Regions from separate parts of the Homo sapiens genome. Here region 2 is linked to region 1. Evidence: read pairs that join two places in POLR2A ChIA-PET (ENCODE). Cell type or tissue: K562. All regions are shown on one strand. Region 1 has its middle 12 kb from the start of CYP1A2. Region 2 overlaps EDC3 (enhancer of mRNA decapping 3).

The links. ChIA-PET counts read pairs that join two places held together with the same protein. Peaks named below come from ENCODE experiments on the same cell type or tissue, not always from the same donor. Only the 100,000 strongest peaks of a DNase experiment are listed, where the experiment ranks them.
Region 2: POLR2A ChIA-PET joins it to region 1 with 5 read pairs; 6 of 35 experiments call an interaction of 5 or more read pairs at or near these places.

What each region holds. Positions count from the first base shown.
Region 1 is chr15:74,758,489-74,763,488 of GRCh38, reverse strand. No RefSeq gene overlaps it. Among named protein-coding and RNA genes, the nearest start is that of CYP1A2, 12 kb to the right of the region's middle. In K562, no CTCF peak of the experiment used is centred here; a DNase peak (open chromatin) is centred at 3,104; H3K27me3 peaks cover 3,435 bases.
Region 2 is chr15:74,675,947-74,680,946 of GRCh38, reverse strand. The region is part of intron 1 of EDC3 (enhancer of mRNA decapping 3); the gene reads left to right. Among named protein-coding and RNA genes, the nearest start is that of EDC3, 18 kb to the left of the region's middle. In K562, no CTCF peak of the experiment used is centred here; no DNase peak of the experiment used is centred here.

The DNA of each region.
Region 1 (5,000 bases):
TTCAAAATGCGTGCCCACGCCTGCTCCCAGCCCCTGCCGGCCCACTGGCACTTTCAGCTGGGCCACCCCAGGTCAGCAAGGCCCAGGGCAGGGTCAGTTTCAGCCAGGCCCCCCAACTCTTCATATTTTCTAGCTGGGGAAATTGATGTCCAGAGTTTCTGGTCAGCAGCCAGCCTGGTGGGGACCCTCTGAGCTATCCTGCTAAGTGTGGATAGGCACGGTGCAAGAACAGCTCCTCATCTGCTCCTGGCCTCCTCCCTGACCCCTGCCTTTAAGAGCCCCCATCTGATGGTGGAGCTGCTGAGACCCCTGGAATGAGTGTGATTGTGTATGAGAGAGAGAGAGGAATGCGGGCCTGTAAGGGAAGTGTCACTACACAAATGAAACTGAGCTGAGTGTTCCAAAAATTTGGGGGGAGAGCATCCCCCAGCCCTCAACAGCATGCCCTGTGCTCTCCAGAGGCATTTCTGGGACCACACCCCTATCTGCAGCACAGGCGTTTTGGCCACTCTGAGCTGGGCCCTTCTCTCTCTCATGTTTTCTGGCTCAGCTGCTGGGTCCCTGATCACCCCTAGTCTGGCTCCTTTCCCTCAGCCTCTCATGCAGTTGGCCAGCATTCCTCGAGACGACTCCGGAACAGGCTACACACGGGGGACACAGAGATGAATGAGAACAGGGCCCTAGACTCTTGTGGGGAACCCAGCCCAGCCCCAGAGAGAGGGTCTGGGACCATCTTCTCTGAAAGAGGGGGCGGGGGAAGCCAGTCCAGGTGGTGAAAACAGGATGTCCCAAGGGTGGCAGGCCTGGAGTGCACAGAGGCCCGCCCCTTGAGCAGCATGGGGGTCTCCAGACTTCCCTGGGGCAGACGTCAGGGGGGCGGCGGCCTGTCCCACTGGGAGGTGAGTTTCCTTCCGGCAGCTCCTTCTCACGCAATGGGCGGGAAGGGGTTGGGGGCCCATTGTTCCCTGGCACGCTACCACCCCCAGCCCTCCCCAGCTTCTGGGTGGGGGGAGCAGTGGAAGGAAGTGGGCTGAGCCCAGGCCCTGGCAAGACCCCAGTGAGAGAGCGCAGGGTTTGGGGAAATGCTGGCTCACGTGTGGGCCTGGTGTGTGCACAGCTGCACATGCCACACGTGTGTCGGGGGTCCATCTTGCCCTGAGTCCACCTTTCTCAGGATTTCTGGTGTGTGTGTGTGTGTGTGTGTGTGTGTGTGTGTGTGTGTGTGTGTTGTACCCTGACCTGTAATTTGGCACTTTACACACATTATCTCATTAAACCTCCCACCCAACCTGTAAGATAAGATTATCATCCCCAGTTGCGAGATGAGAAAGTCTAGACTCAGAAAGTTTATGTCACAGGCCCAAGGTTAGTGGGTGAGCTGGGATTTTCTTCTGGATCTGTGAGCCAGCCTCTGGTCTCATCTCTTTTCCCTTTCCCAAGCCCTGTAATTATCTTAATACTGGCCTGGGGTGGAGGGGTAAATACAGAGGTGAAGGCCTGGGGGAACCTATTGAGTATCACCTATGCCACTATGTTATCTTAAACCCAGAAAAACCCGCTGGGCTGCAGGGCCCACAGGGAGAGTGCAGGTCCCTCAATGCAGAGCAGAGTCTGCTTCCCTTATTAGTGCAGGGTGATGGGCATCGGGCAGGCTCCTTGCCCAAAAGTGCCCCCCTCCGCCCCATTGCACTGCCTGAGAGGCTCCATCGCAGCTGTACTCCAGAGGACTCTAGTGAACCTGGTGTTATGTCATGGCAGAGGGGTGGACAGAATGCAGGGTCTCAGAACTAATTTTGAGGGGGATCACTAAAGAATGGGGAGCTTGGCTCAGGGTATGGCTACCTCTGGTGGCAGTCCCCTCTCAGGGACAGGAGCCAGTGATAGGGATAAGATATAGGGCAAGCTCATGGACTGACGCTGAACTGCATAAACCCTGGTCTAGTCAGCCTCTGCTTGGTTCCCCCACCCAGATGGTATACTCACTACCATTCTTTCAGAGAGTCTGCACCCTCCTCAGATTCCTTTGTCAACTGGAAAATCCTTCCTTGGGGGGCAAGTTACTTTAAGACTGAGATTTGGCTGGGCATGGTGGCTCATGCCTATAATTGCAGCACTTGGGGAGACCGAGGTGGGTGGATCACCTGAGATCAGGAGTTCGAGACCAGCCTGGACAACATGGTAAAATCCCATACTCTAATAAAAATACAAAAATTGGCCGGGCACGGTGGCTCACGCCTGTAATCCCAGCACTTTGGGAGGCCGAGGCAGGCGGATCACGAGGTCAGGAGATCGAGACCATCCTGGCTAACACGGTGAAATCCCGTCTCTACTAAAAATACAAAAAATTAGCCAGGTGTGGTGGCGGGCGCCTGTAGTCCCAGCTACTCAGGAGGCTGACGCAGGAGAATGGTGTGAACCCAGGAGGCAGAGCTTGCAGTGAGCTGAGATCGCACCACTGCACTCCAGCCTGGGCGACAGAGCGCGACTCCATCTCAAAAAAAAAAAAATTGGCTGGGCATGGTGGCACATGCCTGTCGTCCCAGCTACTTGGGAGGCTGAGGCAGGAGAATTTCTTGAATCCAGGAGGCGGAGGTTTCAGTGAGCCGAGATCGCACCACTGCACTCCAGCCTGGGCGACAGAGCAAGACTCCACCTAAAAAAAAAAAAGAGAGAGAGAGGCTGAGATTTATCTGGGCAGATCTGGGTGAGGGAGACCCCAGTGACTGAGTTCATTTGCATAGGGACTGAGTGGAATCCTGGGAGGGAGGTCACCCTTAGGGAAAAAAGAGCCAGGCAAGACCACCTGACCCAGTGTTCCAACCTTAGTTAGAGCAGTGTAAGCTGGTTTGCAATGGGGTGTGTGTTAAAGCTATTTCTAATTTGTTGTTAGGAGGTCTCAACCTGGGAGTCACGGGAAAAGATGAGAGCAAAGATAATTTTCTTTGTAGTGTGGGTGTGAGGAGAGGTGGGCAGAGCAGAAAAGTGACAAATGGAGGCTTTTGTGTGTTCCGCTAGCTTTCCGCTGTGCCATTGTTTCTTCCAGGACTTGTGTGCAGGGATCCCTTGCTGAGGTAGCTTAGACCCTGTGACCCTCACTCTGTTGCCTGTGGCTATTTACCAGGGTAAACATTGCTCCAAGGGGACCCAACCACTGACTGACTGTGGTCTCTGACCTGTGTAGCCTGGCTGAAAAAGATGAGCTGAGCCAATCAAACCCCTCTCTCAAGAAGCTGAAACTAGGCTGGGCGCGGTGGCTCACGCCTGTAATCCCAGCACTTTGGGAGGCGGGCGGATCACGAGGTCAGGAGATCGAGACCGTCCCCGGTGAAACCCCGTCTCTACTAAAAAATACAAAAAAATTAGGCGGGCATGGTGGTGGGCGCCTGTAATCCCAGCTACTGAGGAGGCTGAGGCAGGAGAATGGCATGAACCCAGGAGGTGGAGCTTGCAGTGAGCCAAGATTGCGCCACTGCACTCCAGCCTGGGCCACAGAGCAAGACTCCATCTCAAAAAAAAAAAAAAGAAGCTGAACTAGCTCGGCACGGTGGCAGGAGACTGAGAGACTGAGGCAGGAGGATATTGCTTGAACCCCAGGAGTTTGAGGCCGCAGTGAGCTATGATTCGCCAGTGTACTCCAGCCTGAGGGACAGAGGGAGACCCTCATCTCTTTAAAACAACAAAAAACAAACAAACAAGAAAGACCTGTACTAAGATATAAACGAAAGATCTGGTATCTGGTTGGTGGTAGATGCTTGACATAAAGGGAGTTGGGGATCTGAACTGAACAGGTGGGGAGGTCTAGAGAAGTCTCTTAATTTTCCCTACCAGGCAGAGGTGGGATTCCCAGCTCAAGGTTTTTCCCACCATTCTACCATCTTTCATTCCACCATCTTTGCCAAAAATCACCCCTCACCGGGTACACTGCACTTCGAAATTTGCCAGGCACTCACTGGATTTGCCCACAGCCTTATTAAGCAAGAGGCTGGCAGAGCAGGGGTCATTGCTAGTGGCCTGAACTTCAGGCTAATGGTGCTGGAGAAGACCTCACAGAAGGCTGAAGATGGGGTCGAGGCCTGTGAGGGGTGGGACTGGCCCAAGGTCACCCACACTTGGAACCTGAGTGCAGGACTCCTAGCCCTCTGGCCAAGAGCTCTTTCTAACTCTCCATGCCGTTCCTTGATCATGTAGTGTTTCCAAGCTTCCTGTTCCAGTCCCACAATCCTGACTCAGGGAGAGACACAGGTAGGGAAGAGACCCTGGAGGTGGTATAGGGCAAATGGTGCAGTCCTGAATCTCTCCACCACACATGCCCTCCTCATGCTTCCTGAGCCTCAGGCTTCTCATCTCTAAAGTTGGTATAACAGTACCCATCTCCTGTGGTTGTTGTGAGAATAGCCTGAGATGATGCGTGTCCAGGGCCTACCAGGAAAAGATAGAACAGGCTGGTCCCACCTGCCTCGTACCTGCTGTGGGAGGCAGGAATGGCAAGCAGCGGGGCGAAGTCTCCAATTCCTCCTACCTTGGCTCTGGCCAGAGGGGAGCTCTAGGCCAACCAGTTAAAGATTGGCCAGGTGTGCATGAGAAGCTCAAGCCATCTCCAGACCACAGTGAGCCAGATGGGGCAGTGGCTGTATGGTGACCATCGAGCCACCTCAGATCGGTCCTGAAATTACCTCAGGGAGCTGGGCCCTGCTGATTCTTAGATTGGCAAAGTATGGCAATGCCTGCTTGCGGCTTGCCGGGAGGTTTTTTTTGTTTTGTTTTGCTTTTTGTTTTGGGACAAAGTTTCGCTCTTGTCGCCCAGGCTGGAGTGCAATGGCGTGATCTCGGCTCACTGCAAACTCTGCCTCCGGTGTTCAAGCGATTCTCCTGCCTCAGCCTCCAGAATAGCTGGGAATACAGGCACCTGCCACCATGCCTGGCTAATTTTTGTGGTTTTAGTAGAGATGGGTTTTTTTTTCTAAGCTGGAGTCTCACTCTGTTGCCAGGCTAGAGTGCAG
Region 2 (5,000 bases), 83 kb after region 1:
TTTTCAGTATACAAATCCTGTACCCTTTTTTTTTAGATTTACACCTAGTACTTTATTTTTTGAGCAATTGTAAATGGTATTGTATTTTAAATTTCATTGCCCATGTGTTCATTGCTAATATACTGAAATAAGATTGGCTTTTGTATGTTTATCTTGTATCCCACAATCTTGCTGAACTCACTTGTTCTAAGACTTTTTGTAGATTACGGGGAATTTCTACATAGACAGTTATGTCATCTGCAAATGGGGATAGTTTTGTTTTTTCCTTTACAAACTGTATACTTTTTTTATCTGTTTCTTGCTTTATTGCGAGAACTTCTAGAGCTGTGTTGAGTAATAGTGGATATCTTTGCCTTGTTCATGTTCTTATAGGGAAAGCATTCAGTCTTTCACCATTTAGTATAATGTTAGCTGTAGGGACTTTTTAGATCCCTTTACCAGATTGATGAAGTTCCTCTCTATTCCCATTTTTCTGAGAGGCTTTTTAAAAAAAGAATGAATGGGTGTTCGATTTTGTCAAATGCATTTCTGTGTCAGTTGCTATGAACATGTGTTTTTCTTATTTAGCCTGTTAATATGGTAGATTACATTGATTGGCTTTCTGATCTTGAGTCAGCATTGCATCCTTGGAATAAACTCCACCTGGGTGTGGTGTATAAATCTTTTTTTTTTTTTTTTTTTTTTTTGAGATGGAGTCTCGCTCTGTCACCCAGGCTGGAGTGCAGTGGTGTGATTGTGGCTCACTGCAAGTTCCTCCTCCTGGGTTCCCATCATTCTCCTGCCTCAGCCTCTCGAGTAGCTGGGACTCAGGAGCACGCCACCACGCCTGGCTAATTTTTTGTATTTTTAGTAGAGACAGGGTTTCACCATGTTAGCTAAGATGGTCTTGATCTCCTGACCTCGTGATCCGCCCACCTTGGCCTCCCAAAGTGCTGGGATTACAGGCGTGAGCCACCACACCTGGCTGGGTGTGGTGTATAATTCTTTATGTTTATTGTTTTGTTTTTTACTTTTATTTTAGAGATGGTGTCTTGCTTTGTTGCCCAGGCTGGAGTGCAGTGGTGTGATCATAGCTCACTCCATCCACTGACTCATGGGCCCAAGCTCCCTTCCTGCCTCAGGCTCCCAAGTAGCTGAGATTACTGGTATGCACCACTACACCTGTTTTTTTTTTTTTTTTTTTTTTTTTGGTAGAAATAAGGTCTCACTGTGTTGCCCAGGCTGGTTTCAAACTCCTGGCCTCAAGCTATCCTCCCACCTTGGCCTCTCAAAGTGCTGGGATTACAGGTGTGAGCCACTGAGCCTGGATCATTATTGTTGAATTGTTGGGTGATATTTTGATAAGGAATTTTATGTTTACATTCATGGGGGATAGTATTCTGTAGTTTTGTTTTTGTCTTATTGTTGTCAGGTCTTGGTATCAAGATAATATTTCTGTATTTACTGATGTGATAACGTTTATGATTTTCTCATTCTGTTAAAATGATTTAAAATTGATCGATTTTTAAAATATCAAACCAATTTTGCATTCTAGGAGTAGGGACCTAAATATATGTGATATATTAGACTTTTAAAATTTATTGCTGGATTTGATTTGTTAATATCTTGTTGAGGATTTTTGGTCTATATTTGTGCAGGATGTTGATCTTTTTCTTATAAAGCCTTTGTGGGGAGGCTTTCACGTCAGAGTTATACTAGCTACATTGAACAAATTGGGAAATGCTTCTTTCTTTTTTTTAATTTTTATTTTTGAGACAGAGTCTTGCTTTGTCACCTGGGCTGGAGTGCAGTGGCGCGATCTTGGCTAACTGCAACCTCCCCTCCTGGGTTCAAGCCATTCTCCTGCCTCTGCCTCTCGAGTAGCTGGGATTACAGGTGTGTACCACCACACCTGGCTAATTTTTTTTTTTGTATTTTTAGTAGAGATGGGGTTTCACCATGTTGGCCAGGCTGGTCTTGAACTCCTGAACTCAAGTGATCTACCCTCCTCAGCCTCCCAAAGTGCTGGGATTACAGGTGTGAACCACTGTGCCCAGCCTTTTTTTTTTTTTTTTTCTGAGACGGAGTCTCGCTCTGTCGCCCAAGCTGTAGTGCAATGGTGTGATCTCAGCTCACTGCAACCTCCACCTCCCCATTTCAAGCGATTCTTCTGCCTCAGCCTCTTGAGTAGCTGGGATTACAGGCACGTGCCACCATGCCTGGCTAATTTTTGTATTTTTAGTAGAGGCAGGGTTTCACCATGTTGGCCAGGCTGGTCACAAACTGCTGATCTCAAGTGATCCACCTGCCTCAGTCTCCCAAAGTGCTGGGATTACAGGCATGAGCCATTGCATCCAGCCTCATTCCCCTGTGTTTTCTAAAAGTTTGTATGAGATTGACATTATTTTTTTCCTAAAATGTTGGATAAAATTAACGAGTAAAGCTGTCTAGTTCAGACTTAGTTAAAAAGAAAAAGCCAGTAAAGCCATCTAGGCCTGGATTTTTCTTTGTAGGAAGGTTTTAAATTACATAATCAATTTGGTTTTTTCTATTAAATAGACTTTATTTTTTAGAGCAGTTTTAGTTTCAGGGAAAAATTGAGCCGAAAATACAGAGGGTTCCCATATATCTCACTGTTGTCCCCCAGTAAGCCCTCTCTGCTGTCAACATTCCACACCACGGTCGTGTTTGTTACAATTGATGAACCTACACTGACACTTCGTTGTCATCCAGAGTCCATAGTTAACATTAGGGTTCACTCTTGGTGTTGTACATTCTATGGGTTTTGAAGTGACACATATCTACCATTATAGTATCAAACAGAATAGTTTCACTGCCCTAAAAATTCTCTTGTTCACCTCCCACCCCCACCCCACTAACCACTGGCACCCACTGCTCCTTTTACTGTCTCCATAGTTTTGCCTTTTCCAGAAAACCTTGTAGCTGGAATCATATAGTATGTATGTATCCTTTTCACATTGGCTTCTTTCACTTAGTAATGTGCTTTTCAGTTTCCTCCATGTCTTTTCATGGCTTGATAGCTCATTTCTTTTTTGTGCTGAATAGTATTCCACTGTCTGGGTGTGCCATAGTTCATTCATCCATTCACCTACTGAAGGATGTCTTGATTGCTTCCGAATTTGAGCAATTTTGAATAAAGCTGCTGTAAACATCCACGTGCAGATTTATGGTGGATGTAAGTTTTCAGTTCATCTGGGTAAATACCAAGGAGAGTGATTGCTGGATCAGATGGTATATTTAGTTTTGTGAGAAACTACCTTATTAATATGCATATGCAAGCTAGGCACAGTGGCTCATGCCTATAAACCTAGCACTTAGGAGGCCGAGGCAGACAGATCACCTGAGGTCAGGAGTTCGAGACCAGCCTGGGCAACATGGTGAAACCCCTCTACTGAGAAAAAAAACAACAACAAAAATTAGCTGGGTGTGGTGGCACGTGTCTGTAGTCCCAACTACTTGGAAGGCTGAGGCAGGAGAATTGATTGAAGAGGCAGAGGCTGCAATGAGCTGAGATTGTACCACTGCACTCTAGCCTGGGCGATAAAGATAGAGTGAGACTCAGTCTCCAAAAAAAAAAAAAAAAAAAAGGCTGGGCATGGTGGCTCACGCCTGTAATCCCAGCACTTTGGGAGGTGAGGCGGGTGGATCATGAGGTCAGGAGTTCAAGACTAGCCTGACCAACATGGTGAAACCCCGTCTCTACTAAAAATACAAAAATTAGCCAGGTGTGGTGGTGCATGCCTGTAATCCCAGCTACTCAGGAGGCTGAGGCAGGAGAATTGCTTGAACCCGGGAGGTGGAGGTTGCAGTGAGCTGAGATTGTGCCACCGCACTCCAGCCTGGGCGGCAGAGTAAGACTCCATCTCAAAAAAAAAAAGAAAAATGCATACTCAAAGTGGCTGCATCATTTTGCATTCCTGTCAGCAATGAATGACGGTTTTTGTTGCTCCACATCCTCGTCAGCATTTGGTGTTGTCAGTGTTTTGGATTTCGGCCATTCTGACAGGTGTGTAGTGGCATCTTATTGTTGTTTTAATTTCCATTAATTCCCTGATGATATGATGTAGAGCATCTTTTCATATGCTTGCCTGCCGTGTCCATGTCTTCTTTGGTGAAGTATCCTTTTGGGTCTCTTGCTCATTGTTTCATCAGGTTGTTCATTTTCTTATTGTTGAGTTTTAAGAGTTCTTGGTATGTTATGGATAACAGACCTTTATCAAATATGTCTTTCACAAATATTTTCTCCTAATTTGTGTCTTGTCTTATTCTCTTGATAAATTCAGTTTTTAAAATAGACATGCAGCTACTCAGATTTTTAATTTCTTGTGTCAGTTTTGATAACTTTTGTCTAAGAAGTTCCCCATTTTGTCTAGTTGTCAAATTTGCTGGCATAAGGTTATTTTTTAATGTCTATGATGTCTCTTTGTTCATTTCTGATATTAATAATATGTGTTTTATCTTTTTTCTTTATTAGGTGTTTACCAACTTTATTAATATTTTCAAAGAGCTAATTTTTGTTTTATTTTTCTTAGTTGTTTCTTGTTTCATTGGTTTCTGCTCTTGATTTCCTTTCTATTAACATCAGGTTAATCTGTTCTTTTTTTACTAATACTTAAGATGGAAGCTTAGACAATTGATTTTAGACCTTTCTTTCCTAACAAGCACTTAAAGTTATAAATTCCCCCTTTTACGCACTATATTAAGCATGTCATACAAAAGTTGATGTTGTGTTTTCATTATCGTTGAGTTAGAACTATTTTCTGACTGCCCTTTTGATTTCTTCTTTTACCCATAGGTTATTTGGAAATGTCTTGCTTAATTTCCAAATATTTGGGAATATTCTAAATATCTATTTTTATCAATTTCAAATTTAATTCTGTTGTGGGTAGAGAATATATTTTATGTGATCTCAGTCTTTTTAAATTTATTCATACTTGTTTAAGGCCCAGCATATATGCGTGAACATTCTATGTAGACTTGAAAAGGATATATATTCTGTA